Regions from separate parts of the Homo sapiens genome. Here regions 2, 3 and 4 are each linked to region 1. Evidence: chromatin contacts called from ENCODE Hi-C or POLR2A ChIA-PET data. All regions are on one chromosome and are shown on one strand. The core of a region is the stretch at or near the end of the contact, and the rest is flanking DNA. Distances in the headings are between cores, read along the strand shown. Region 1 holds the start of ARHGEF18 (Rho/Rac guanine nucleotide exchange factor 18). Region 2 overlaps LOC124904628 (a long non-coding RNA gene). Region 3 overlaps ADGRE1 (adhesion G protein-coupled receptor E1). Region 4 holds the start of FCER2 (Fc epsilon receptor II).

What was found. A loop is a pair of places that touch in the nucleus more often than their neighbours do. ChIA-PET counts read pairs that join two places held with the same protein, here RNA polymerase II (POLR2A). Pooled maps may share reads with other maps.
Region 2: a loop to region 1 is called in a map of pancreas, with 3 times the contacts of the local background. The contact joins the enhancer-like site here to the promoter of ARHGEF18 in region 1. A Hi-C loop is called at or near these places in 19 of 168 maps with a recorded cell type or tissue (HAP-1, IMR-90, K562 and 14 more), 18 of 37 single-sample maps with no recorded cell type and 28 of 50 pooled maps. POLR2A ChIA-PET finds 5 or more read pairs at or near these places in 5 of 52 experiments (BJ, GM12878, HepG2 and 2 more).
Region 3: a pooled map shows a loop between it and region 1 (10-fold over the local background). The contact joins the enhancer-like site here to the promoter of ARHGEF18 in region 1. A Hi-C loop is called at or near these places in 5 of 50 pooled maps. POLR2A ChIA-PET finds 5 or more read pairs at or near these places in 2 of 52 experiments (CD4-positive, alpha-beta T cell and naive thymus-derived CD8-positive, alpha-beta T cell).
Region 4: a map of B cell shows a loop between it and region 1 (4-fold over the local background). The contact joins the promoter of FCER2 here to the promoter of ARHGEF18 in region 1. A Hi-C loop is called at or near these places in 1 of 168 maps with a recorded cell type or tissue (B cell), 20 of 37 single-sample maps with no recorded cell type and 5 of 50 pooled maps. POLR2A ChIA-PET finds 5 or more read pairs at or near these places in 4 of 52 experiments (B cell, CD4-positive, alpha-beta memory T cell, GM10248 and 1 more).

The regions. Positions count from the first base shown.
Region 1 is chr19:7,347,649-7,350,277 of GRCh38, forward strand. It overlaps ARHGEF18 (Rho/Rac guanine nucleotide exchange factor 18), which reads left to right and starts at 1,289. Exons shown (of 29, transcript NM_001367823.1): 1 at 1,289-1,593.
Region 2 is chr19:7,814,120-7,816,748 of GRCh38, forward strand. All of the region lies in intron 1 of LOC124904628 (a long non-coding RNA gene), which reads left to right. It also overlaps the pseudogene EXOSC3P2. Among named protein-coding and RNA genes, the nearest start is that of EVI5L, 15 kb to the right of the region's middle. RefSeq lists an enhancer at 1,496-1,545. Within about 2 kb of position 1,337, at least 3 of the 41 ENCODE cell types and tissues checked have a DNase peak (open chromatin) inside an H3K27ac peak, as active enhancers do; they include GM12878, where a contact is called at or near this core.
Region 3 is chr19:6,890,848-6,893,476 of GRCh38, forward strand. The region is part of intron 2 of ADGRE1 (adhesion G protein-coupled receptor E1); the gene reads left to right. Among named protein-coding and RNA genes, the nearest start is that of ADGRE1, 4.6 kb to the left of the region's middle. Within about 2 kb of position 1,289, at least 4 of the 41 ENCODE cell types and tissues checked have a DNase peak (open chromatin) inside an H3K27ac peak, as active enhancers do; they include CD4-positive, alpha-beta T cell, where a contact is called at or near this core.
Region 4 is chr19:7,700,848-7,703,476 of GRCh38, forward strand. It overlaps FCER2 (Fc epsilon receptor II), which reads right to left and starts at 1,284. Exons shown (of 11, transcript NM_001220500.2): 1 at 1,168-1,284. It overlaps LOC105372262 (a long non-coding RNA gene), which reads right to left. Exons shown (of 5, transcript XR_936296.2): 5 at 2,233-2,274. RefSeq lists an enhancer at 1,171-1,280.

The sequences.
Region 1 (2,629 bases), core at 39-2,538:
GCCTCCGGAGCGGCTGGGACTGCAGGCAGGCACCACCAAATGTGGCGAAGTTTTAAATTTTTTGTAGAGTACTCACTCCAGTGACAGGCTGAAGCCAGCCCAAGAGCCAAGTTTAGTGGAGCATCATGGCTCATGCCTGTAATCCCAGCACTTTGGGAGGCCAAGGCGGGTGGACTGCTTGAGCCCAGGAGTTTGAGACCAGCCTGGGAAACATAATAAAATCCCTGTCTCTACAAAAAAAAAAAATTAACTTAGGCTGGGCGCCATGTCTCGTGCCTCTAATCCCAGCACTTTGGGAGGCCAAGGTGGGAGGATTGCTTGAGCCCAGGAGTTCGAGACCAGCCTGGGCAATATGGTGAGACCCTGTCTGTACTAAAAATACAAACCAAAAAAAAATAGCCAGGCGTGGTGATGTGTGCCTGTGGTCCCAGCTACTCAGGAGGCGGAGGTGGGAGGATCACTTGAGCCCAGGGGATGGAGGTTGCAATGAACCAAAATCACCCCCACTGCACTCCAGCCTGGATGACAGAGTGAGAGCCTGTCTCAAAAGAAAAATTATATATAAAAAATTATATATAAATTATATATAAGTCTATATATAATCCATATATAATTATATATAAAGTATATATAAATTATACATAAATTATCTGTAAACAAAAAACTTAGCCAGGCATGGTGGCATGTGCCTGTAATCCCAACTACTCAGGAGGCTGAAGCAGAAGGATCACTTGAGCCCAAGAGATTGAGGCTGCAGTGAGCTATGATTTTTCCACTGCACTCCAGACTGGATGACAGAATGAGACCCTATCTCTAAAAATAAAATAAACAGTTTTTTGTTGTTGTTGTTGTTGTTTTCTAAAAAAAGCCAAATCTGAGCATTTCCTATCAACTCCACACTCGGTGACATCACACTGGTAGGTGAAATCGGCCATGCTGGGGGTATTTACACCAGGAGAATTGGCAATGGCTACAAATCGGAGAGGTGGTTGTTAAACGTTACCAGCACACCATGTTGTTCCGCCAGCTTCCAGGTACCCATGTAACAATGTAGCCACGTGTGTTTCTGTCTCTCTGTGTGTACCCACCATGCTGGTGTGTGTCTGGGTGCCTGAGTCTCTACGGATACACATGACCTGCACGTCCCTATATGTTGCTGTCTATACACCCATGTGCCTGGGTGAGGCCCCCACACCCTGTTCCTCTTCAGCAGTTGGTTCCACAGGAAGCTGCTGGGGTGGGGGTTGAGGACGCTGGGCCTCCCTCCAGCTCCCCACCCCTCCTCCTCAAGACACCTGCATGCGCAGGGCTGAGGGGTGGGAGCAGGGCTCTCTGCCTCCAGAACCCCCATCCTCTGGGCTCTTTTTAGGCCCCTAGATTGGCCTGCAGCTGGGAGCAGAGTGGCAAGCATGCAGGCAGGCAGTTGAGAAAGAGGAAGTCGAGGTGCTATTGGGTCATTCTGTGGTTATCCCAGGCTCTACCCAGCCAGCGGTTCCCTTGGGCCAGCTCGAAACGCTGGCCGTAGGTCATGGGAGCTGCAGGAGCTGTTAGCCAGGCTAGGTGCCTGCAGGTTGAAGAACTGAGCTCTATCTGGTAAGTACTTATCCTGGGAAGTGGAGAGAGATGGACCCATCGGGACAGAGTGGCAGTGGGGTCTGGGAAGTCTAGGGGGACAGCGAGCAGACATACATCACTGTTTCTCTCCCCCTTGCAGTCAACTTGCTTCCTGAGTGGGTGGGGGAAGCTGTTTGACCCTTGCGTTCATTGTGCAGAGATCTGTGGTCATAAGAGGTCACCCCAGGGGACGGGGATCCTTGAGGGGCTGCTAGGTAAGAAAGGAGGGTGGAGGCCGGGCGCGGTGGCTCACACCTGTAATCCTAGCACTTTGGGAGGCTGAGGAGGGCGGATCACTTGAGGTCAAGAGTTGGAGACCAGCCCGGCCAACATGGTGAAACCCCGTCTCTACTAAAAATACAAAAATTAGCCAGGCGTGGTGGCGGGCAGCTGTAATCTCAGCTACTCGGGAGGCTGAGGCAGGAGAATGGCTTGAACCCGGGAGGTAGAGGTTGAAGTGAGCCTCTCAGTCTCAAAACAAAGAAAAGAAAAAGAAAAGCAAAGAAAGGACGATAGAGCTCCTTGTAGCCAAGGCCCTCCTGCGTGGAGACAGGAGACAGAGAATGAATGGGGGAGCTGGGGCAAAGGCTCAGGTGCCCTTTGCATCTTAAACTGCAGATTCCGGGCCCCCCAAGAACCTCCCTGTTGCAGATTCTGAATCCACTGTCAAAACAAACTCACACTTAAGGCTGATGGCTGACAACCAGCCCTGAGAAGGGTCTTGTCCTGATCTGAAATCATCCAGAGAGCACATCCCTCCACCCAGGCAGCCTTCCTCCAGGTGAGGGTTCTCCCCCTTGGGAGACATCCCCTGTCTCCTCTCGTGGCCCCTTCTTAGGGGGACCTCCTGCACCACCGCCTGCCTGGGACTGGGAGGGGTGGGGGAGGAAGGCTGCGGTTTCTGCTGGGCACACCCAGTCTGTTGTTTCCTGCCAGCCCCCAATGCTGCAGGGCAGGCTTCAGGCACCCTGAGGTCTAGGAAGGTGGCCCCAGAACCAGGAGGGAGTGAATTGAG
Region 2 (2,629 bases), core at 87-2,586, 470 kb after region 1:
GAGCAAAACTTCATCTCAAAAAAAAAAAAAAAAAAAAGCAGACCATCCTGTCCAATGACACCCATTCCATTGGCTCGTCCTCAGCTGTCAATACACACCATCTCTAGTTCCATGTCTTTATTAGCAACCACAAAGTGGCCATAGATGAGATCTCCAACCTACACATATGGTCTGTTTCTTTTAGTTGCACCTTCAAACGCCAAGTAAAACAAAGAAGCTGGCTCACTCCCTCCAACATCAGCTCTGAATGTATCTCCAGATTTAGCTGTCACTATGCCAATCACATGGTCTCCTTTCACTCGAACATACTCATTCCCGGGGCTGCAGCACTTCCAACCCGGCGGTGTCTCAGCTTTCCCAGTCCTCGTTCTTGTGTTTTTTAGTAGAGACAGGGTTTCACCATTTTGGCCAGTCTGGTCTCGAACTCCTGACTTCAAGTGGTCTGCCCACCTCAGCCTCCCAAAGTGCTGGGATTACAGGCATGAGCCACCGGGCCCAGCGTGATAAATCTTAAGTGCTGTAATTACTGAGTATCCATCATTCAAATAGGCAATTTATACCTATTACTAGTGCACTGTATTAAAACTCATAGTAACATGGCCAGGCATGGTGGCTCACACCTGTAATCCCAGCACTGTGGGAGGCCAAAACAGGTGGACCCACCTGAGGTCAGGAGTTCAAGGCCATCCTGGTCAACATGGTGAGACCCCGTCTCTACTAAAAATACAAGAATTAGCCAGGCATAGTGGTGCGTGCCTTTAATCCCAGCTACTCTGGAGGCTGAGGCAGGAGAATCACTTGAACCCGAGAGGCAGATGTTGCCGTGAGCTGAGATCACACCACTGCACTCCAGCCTGGGAGACAGAGCGAGACTCCATCTCAATAAATAAACAAATAATAAAAAATAAATAAAACTCACAATAACAGTGTGAGGCAGTGTAGTTGTCTCATTTCACAGCTGAGGAAACTGAGACTCCCAAAAAGTGAGGCTCAAGGTGTCAGCGTTGTATATGGGTTCAGATAGAGTCTTTTGGCACTGGAATTTACTGGATAGTTTCTGCCTGCCCTCTAAATGACTCTCCTCTGTGTCAGGTGCTTCATCTCTCACCCCACTTTTCAGGAAGGGTGTGTCTCCATCCTGTTCCTTATTCTTCTTCCTGGCTTGGAGAGATGTGATTCTGAGGGGCTGCAATGCATGGGGTTATAAAAACCCACAGTCCAGAGAGGGGATGGAGAGAGAAGGGAGTAGAGAGGAGAAGATGGAGGAAGTGTGCGAGCCCAAGGGGCCAGGCAACCCTGGTGAGGCTGCCCCACCCCTTCCGTGGGATGTTGGTAGTGAAACAGAAAAGGTTCCCTTGTCCCCCTTGCAGGGCGTGTGACGGGGGGTGTGGCTCACATCTTCTGTGCCCCGCTGCTCAAACCTCCAGGGGAAGCATGCAGACAGGCAGGTTGTGGGGCTCCAACCCCATGGCAGCGTCTAGGGGTGAATGCTTTACAGCTCATGAGGGCCCCGTGGGAATGTGTTACAGCGTGCTCTTTCAGTTTTGCCGTCCGCAATTGGCTGATGTTCATCAGCTCAGTTAGATGCTCTGCCTTATTGCAAGGACAGACGACTTTCTCTCTCCCAGGGTTCTTGCCTTAGTGAACTGGAAAAATTGGATCCCATGTGATCCAATTGGGTGATCCGATTGGAGGGTGGGTGAAAGTTTTTTTATGGAGTGGTGGTAGCCCTCAGTGAGGTGCTTTTCTGTTTCACTGTCAACATCCCACAGAAGGGGTGGGGCAGCCTCACCAGGGTTGCCTGGCCCCTTGGGCTCACACACTTCCTCCATCTTCTGAACCCATATACAACGCTGGGAGTGGTGGCTGTAGTCCCAGCTACTTGGGAGGCTGAGGTGGGAGGATCACTTGAGCCCAAGAGTTTGAGGCTGCAGTGAGCTATGATCACACCACTGCACTCCAGCCTGGGTGACAAAGTGAGACCTCGGTCTCTACAAAAGGAAAGAAATAAAAGAAAAAGGGCTGTCTAGCAAAGACATGGAATCAACCCATCAATGATAGACTGGATAAAGAAAATGTGGTACATATATACAATGGAGTACTATGCAGCCATAAAAAAGAACAAGATCATGTCCTTTGCAGGGACATGGATAAAGCTGGAGGCCATTATCCTTAGCAAACTGATGCAGGAACAGAAAACCAAATACCGCATGTTCTCACTTATAAGTGGGAGTTAAATGATGAGAACACATGGACACATAACGGGGAACAACACACACTGGGGCCTATTGCAGGGTGGAGAGTGAGGAGGGAGAGGATCAGGAAAAGTAACTAATAATCTGTACATGTCATATGTTCACCTGTATAACAAATCTGCACATCCCACACATATACCCCTGAACTTAAAGTTTAAAAAAAATCACATCATTACTCTTTAAAAAAAAAAAAAGAAAGAAAGAAAGAAAAAGAAAAAGGGTTGTCACTTCTGCCTTCATCTGCTCCCTCTAACCCTCTGATGGCTGCCCCACCTGCCACCACTTTCCTGAAATGACCAAGGAGAGTAACTACCGTTCCTTTGTGAAAGCCAACCAGACTTGTTTCTATCTTGTTTCCACTCATTAATGGGGTG
Region 3 (2,629 bases), core at 39-2,538, 460 kb before region 1:
TGGTATGTAGTATGAGCTTTATAAATGGTAGTGTAGTGAGAGTAGGGATGGAATTTACTCAAACTACAACTCAATGTGCAAAAAAAAAGTGACTTCTTTATGTTTTGTTAAATACTCTCATCTACATAAACTCTTGCTGGATAAAGGAAGAAAGACATTGTCAGTTCGTAGTTGTTGATATGGTTTGGCTATGTCCTCACCCAAATCTCACCTTAAATTGTAAGAATCCCCACGTGTCAAGGGCGGGGCCAGTTGGAGATAATTGAATCATGGGGGATGGTTTCCCCCATACTGTTCTCGTGGTAGTGAGTAAGTCTCACGAGATCTGATGGTTTTATAAATGGGAGATCCCCGCACAAGCTCTCTTGCCTCCTGCCATGTAAGTAAGACATAATTTTGCTCCTCATGATTGTGAAGCCTCCCCAGCCATGTGCAACAGTGAGTCAAATTAAACCTCGTTCCCTTATAAATTACCTAGTCTCGGGTATGTCTTTATTAGCAGCATGAAAACAGACTAATACAACTGTTCCCAGTGTCTCTGTTTCCTGGTTCTTCTTTGGGCAACTTAGCAACTTGGTCTATATTGTGTTAACAGCTCATCTTTCACATTTTTTTTTTTTTTTTGAGATAGATTCTCGCTCTGTTGCCCAGGCTGGAGTGCAGTGGTGCGATCTCGGTTCACTGCAAGCTCCGCCTTCCAGGTTCACGCCATTCTCCTGCCTCAGCCTCCCGAGTAGCTGGGACTACAGGCGCCCGCCACCACGCCTGGCTAATTTTTTTGTATTTTTAGTAGAGACGGGGTTTCACTAGAAACCAGGCTGGTCTTGAACTCCTTAGGTGATCTGCTCACCCCAGCCTTCCGAAGTGCTGGGATTACAGGCATGAGCCACTGCGCCTGGCCCCTTTGTAGGACTTTTTCAAAAGGGCTTTATTGAGATGGTTGGGAAAATTTTCTCAAGGAAGTGATGTTCCAGTGGACTTAAAGGATGGATGAATTGATGTTACCCAGGCAAAGGGGCAGGGTGGGATAGGGCATGTCTGGTGGCCAGAACGGTGGGTGCAAAGGTCCTGAGGTTGGAAAGAATTTGGAGGACCGAGCGAAGGTGAGTGTGACTGATGACACAGGGCAGGAGATGAGATGGGGAGGTGGACAGGTACCTAGTCCCACAAGACCGGGTTGTTACTCTGACCTTGGTGGGTTTCAGTTGTGAGGGAGAGGGCTAGTGGAAGAGAATGATGGGAAACTTACAGCATTAAGAGACCACAAGTGATAAAATGCCGGAAGTCTGCATAGAGAAATGTTGCCTCTACAGATGAAAGAGGAAGCTGGAAATGAGAAGAGAGATACCATCTGAGGCCTCATGCAGGGAAGGGAAATAAACAAGGCACATTATAGGAGCAAAGAACGTAGATCTCAAAACCAAATGTGTAACAAAAACAGGGTGAATAATGTCACAATCACGATAATCCATTCCTTCTGTTTTTATGATACTTTTTAGTTTTTCCATACTCCTAATTGATGTTGGCATTATCGTTGGTTCCTCTCTTTTCACTCCTCACATCCAATCCATCGGCAAATTTTGTTAGTGTTGCTTTAAAAAAATCCTGAATTGCATTCCCTTCATTGATTCCCTCTGGGTTGTATCTACTGACATCTTTCACCTGGACAAGTGCAGTCACCCCCTCCTTGGTCAGTTTATTTCTGATCTTCTATAGTTCGTCTTCCAACCAGTGGCCAGAAGGCTCATGTTAAAACCTTATGTTGTGTCCCTACTCTGCTCGAAATCCTCCCATGACTCCCATCTTTCTTTGATAAAAAACCCAACTCCACTATTCACAATAGTCAAGATATGGAATCCACCTCAGTGTCCGTCAACAGATGAATGGTTGAACTCAATGTGGTCTGCATACACAACGGATTGCTATTCGGCCATAAAAAGAATGACATTCCACAATTTGCAGCAACATGGATGAAACTGGAGGTCATTAAGTGAAACAAACCAGGCACAGAAAGACAAATGTCACATGTCCTGACTCATAGGTAGTTGCCCTACTGTGCTACTGAGCACTCGATCTCATTCCTTCCATCTAACTGTGGTTTTTGTACCAACCAGTCAATCCCTCTTTATCCCCCTTCCCCACTATCCTTTCCAGCCTCTGGTAATTGTCATTCTGCTCTCTACCTCCATTAGATAATGATGATGATGATTTTTAGCTCCCACGTAGGAACGAGAACATGCAATATTTGTCTTTCTGTGTCTGGTTTATTTCACTTAACATAATGTCCTCCAGTCCTCCAGTTCCATCCATGTTTCTGCAAAGGATGGGATTTCATTCTTTCTTTCTTTTTTTATTTTTTATTTTTTTGAGACGGAGTTTTGCTCTTGTTGCCCAGGCTGGAGTGCAATGGCGCAATCTTGGGTCACCACAACCTCCGCCTCCCCAGTTCAAGTGATTCTCCTGCCTCAGCCTCCTGAGTAGTTGGGATTACAGGCATGAACCACCATGCCTGGCTAATTTTTTTTTATTTTTAGTAGAGACGGGGGCTTCTTCATGTTGGTCAGGCTGGTCTCGAACTCCCGATCTCAGGTGATCTGCCCGCCTTGGCCTCCCAGTGTGCTGGGATTAC
Region 4 (2,629 bases), core at 34-2,533, 350 kb after region 1:
TCACCCAGGCTAGAGTGCAATGGCACCATCTTGGCTCACTGCAACCTCCACCTCCCGGGTTCAAGCGATTCTCCTGTCTTAGCCTCCCAAGTAGCTGGGACTACAGGCACCCACCACCACACCTGGCTAATTTTTGTATTTTAGTAGAGACAGGGTTTCACCATATTGATCAGGCTGGTCTCGAACTCCTGACCACAGGTGATCTGCCCTCCTCAGCCTCCCAAAGTGCTAGGATTACAGGCGTGAGCCACTGCGCCCGACCAAGTCCTCTGACTTTAAAGCATCTACTATGTGCTGAGGAGCATGGGACTTGGGGTCCTTCAGGCCTGGAGGTCACGGGCTACCTTCTTTCGCTGCTTGACTATAGGTAAGTCCCTTCTCTCGGAGCCTCAGGGAGGTGGGGTGTGGCGCGGCCAGGCTCTGATTAGCGGCAGCTCAAGCTGGCCCTTTTGACATTGTGAGAGGAACCCAGAGACCATCCTGGGACTGGAACTGTCCAGGGAGGCAGCTGGACAGACCTGAGTCCGAGTCCTGGCTTCTTCCTGGATGAGCAGCTCAGTTTGCTCATCTGTAAATTGGGAGTATTCAAAGCACCAGCACACAGTAGGTGCTCAGTAAACCTACTGGCAGGATGCTGGGGGACTGTCCTCATTCTGTGGGGCCTCTCTCAGTGGAACTGAGGTTCCAAGAGGGTAAGTCATTTGTCCCCATCACGCAGTGGTGGGACTGGAACTCAAACCCGGGACCCTTGAGCTGGGAGCCCATTTGCTCAATCATCTGGAGACATAATCTCATGGTGGGGTGTCTACTGGTAAGTGCTGGGTGGCAGGATCCCAACTCCAGGCCGTCCTTCTAACCCAAGAGGTCCTGCCTCTGCCTAGAGTCTTCCATGGCTCCCCAGGGCCCTCTATGATCGGCCCAGCGCACTCACCAAGCTCATCTCAGACCAGATGGCCTGCTTTCACTTCCCCAAATCAGGGACTCGAATGCCTCGAGATTCTGTCCACACTGCGGCCCCCACCCCCGCCCCCTCACCACCCACCACCTCCCTTCTCTGGTTGTGACCTCCTGCTGGTCATCCCTTGAGGCTCAGCCCAAGGTCGTTTCTTCCAAGGGCGCTTTGATCTCCACTTCCCATGGCCAACCCCCAACACACCAGATACGTACTCACTTAGTGGAGTTTGGAGCCTGTGTCTGTCCTCCTAGTGTGTTGGGGTCGACCAGAGCGATTGGCAGGGACCGTCAGAGACAGAGGTTTAAGCAGGAAGAGAGACACTTTCTTCTGAAAGTAGAGCCACTGACAGCTTCTATTTTCATAGACCTAAATATGGGCTTGCCACCCGGATAACATTACACGCATGGCCTCTCCTGGTGCTCCCCACACCCGGGTGAAGTCCGTGTTATTATTATCTCCATTTCTCAGGTAAGAGAATTGGGTGAGAACTAGAGATGTTAAGCAGCAAGTTCCCACAGGGCTGAAGGAGGTGAGTGGTAGCGTCAAGATGTGAACCACTGTTACTGCACACTGAATCATACCACTATGGCCGATCACAGAGGGCCCTGGGGAGCCACGGAAGGCTCTAGGCAGAGGCAGGGCCTCTTGGGTTAGAAGGACGGCCTGGAGTTGGGATCCTGCCACCCGGCACTTACCAGCAGACACCCCACCATGAGATTATGTCTCTTGATGATTGAGCAAATAGGCTCCCAGGTCAAATGTCCCAGGTTTGAGTCCCAGCAAGAAAAAAGGGAAGAGGAGAGAGAGGCAGAGGAAGGGGAAAAAAAAGACAGAAGGAAGGAGAGGGAGAAGGAGGAGTAGGAGGGAAGGAGGGAAGCGGGGGGAAAGAAAGATACGTGAGATAATATTCAGGTCAAATATGGACAGTTTTGGCTGGGCACGGTGGCTCACGCCTGTAATCCCAGCACTTTGGGAGGCTGAGGTGGGAGGATCACTTAAGCCTGGGAGTTCAAGACCAGCCTGGACAACATAGCAAGCCGTTGTCTCTACAAAAACTATAAAAACTAGCAGGGCATGGTGGTGCATGCCTGTGATCCCAGCTACTGGGGAGGCAGAGGTGAGTGGATCACTTGAGCCCAGGAGTTCAAGATCAGCCTGGGCAACACAGTGAGATGAAAGAAAGAAAGAGAGAGAGAAAGAGAGAGAGAGAGACCGGGCACAGTGGCTCACGCCTGTAATCCCAGCACTTTGGGAGGCCGAGGCAGGTGGATCATCTGAGGTCAGGAGTTCAAGGCCAACATGGTGAAACCCTGTATCTACTGAAAATACAAAAAAAAAAAAAAAAAAAAAAAAATTAGCTGGGCATGGTGGTGGGCACCTGTAATCCTAGCTACTCGGGAGGCTGAGGCAGGAGAATCGCTTGAATCCGGGAGGCAGAGGTTGCGGTGAGCCGAGATCGCGCCATTGCATTCCAGCCTGGGCAACAAAAGCTAAACTCTGTCTCACAAAAAAAAAAAAGAAAAGAAAAAAGAAAGAAAAACAGAAAAGAAACACCAAACTCCATCCCAGCCCCATCCTGGAACTAAGACTTCATCCCCATGTCCTCACAACATGGCCCAGCTGGACTTATTCCCAAGCTTCCTCCTCCTTCTCCTCGTGTGTCCCCATTGGTGG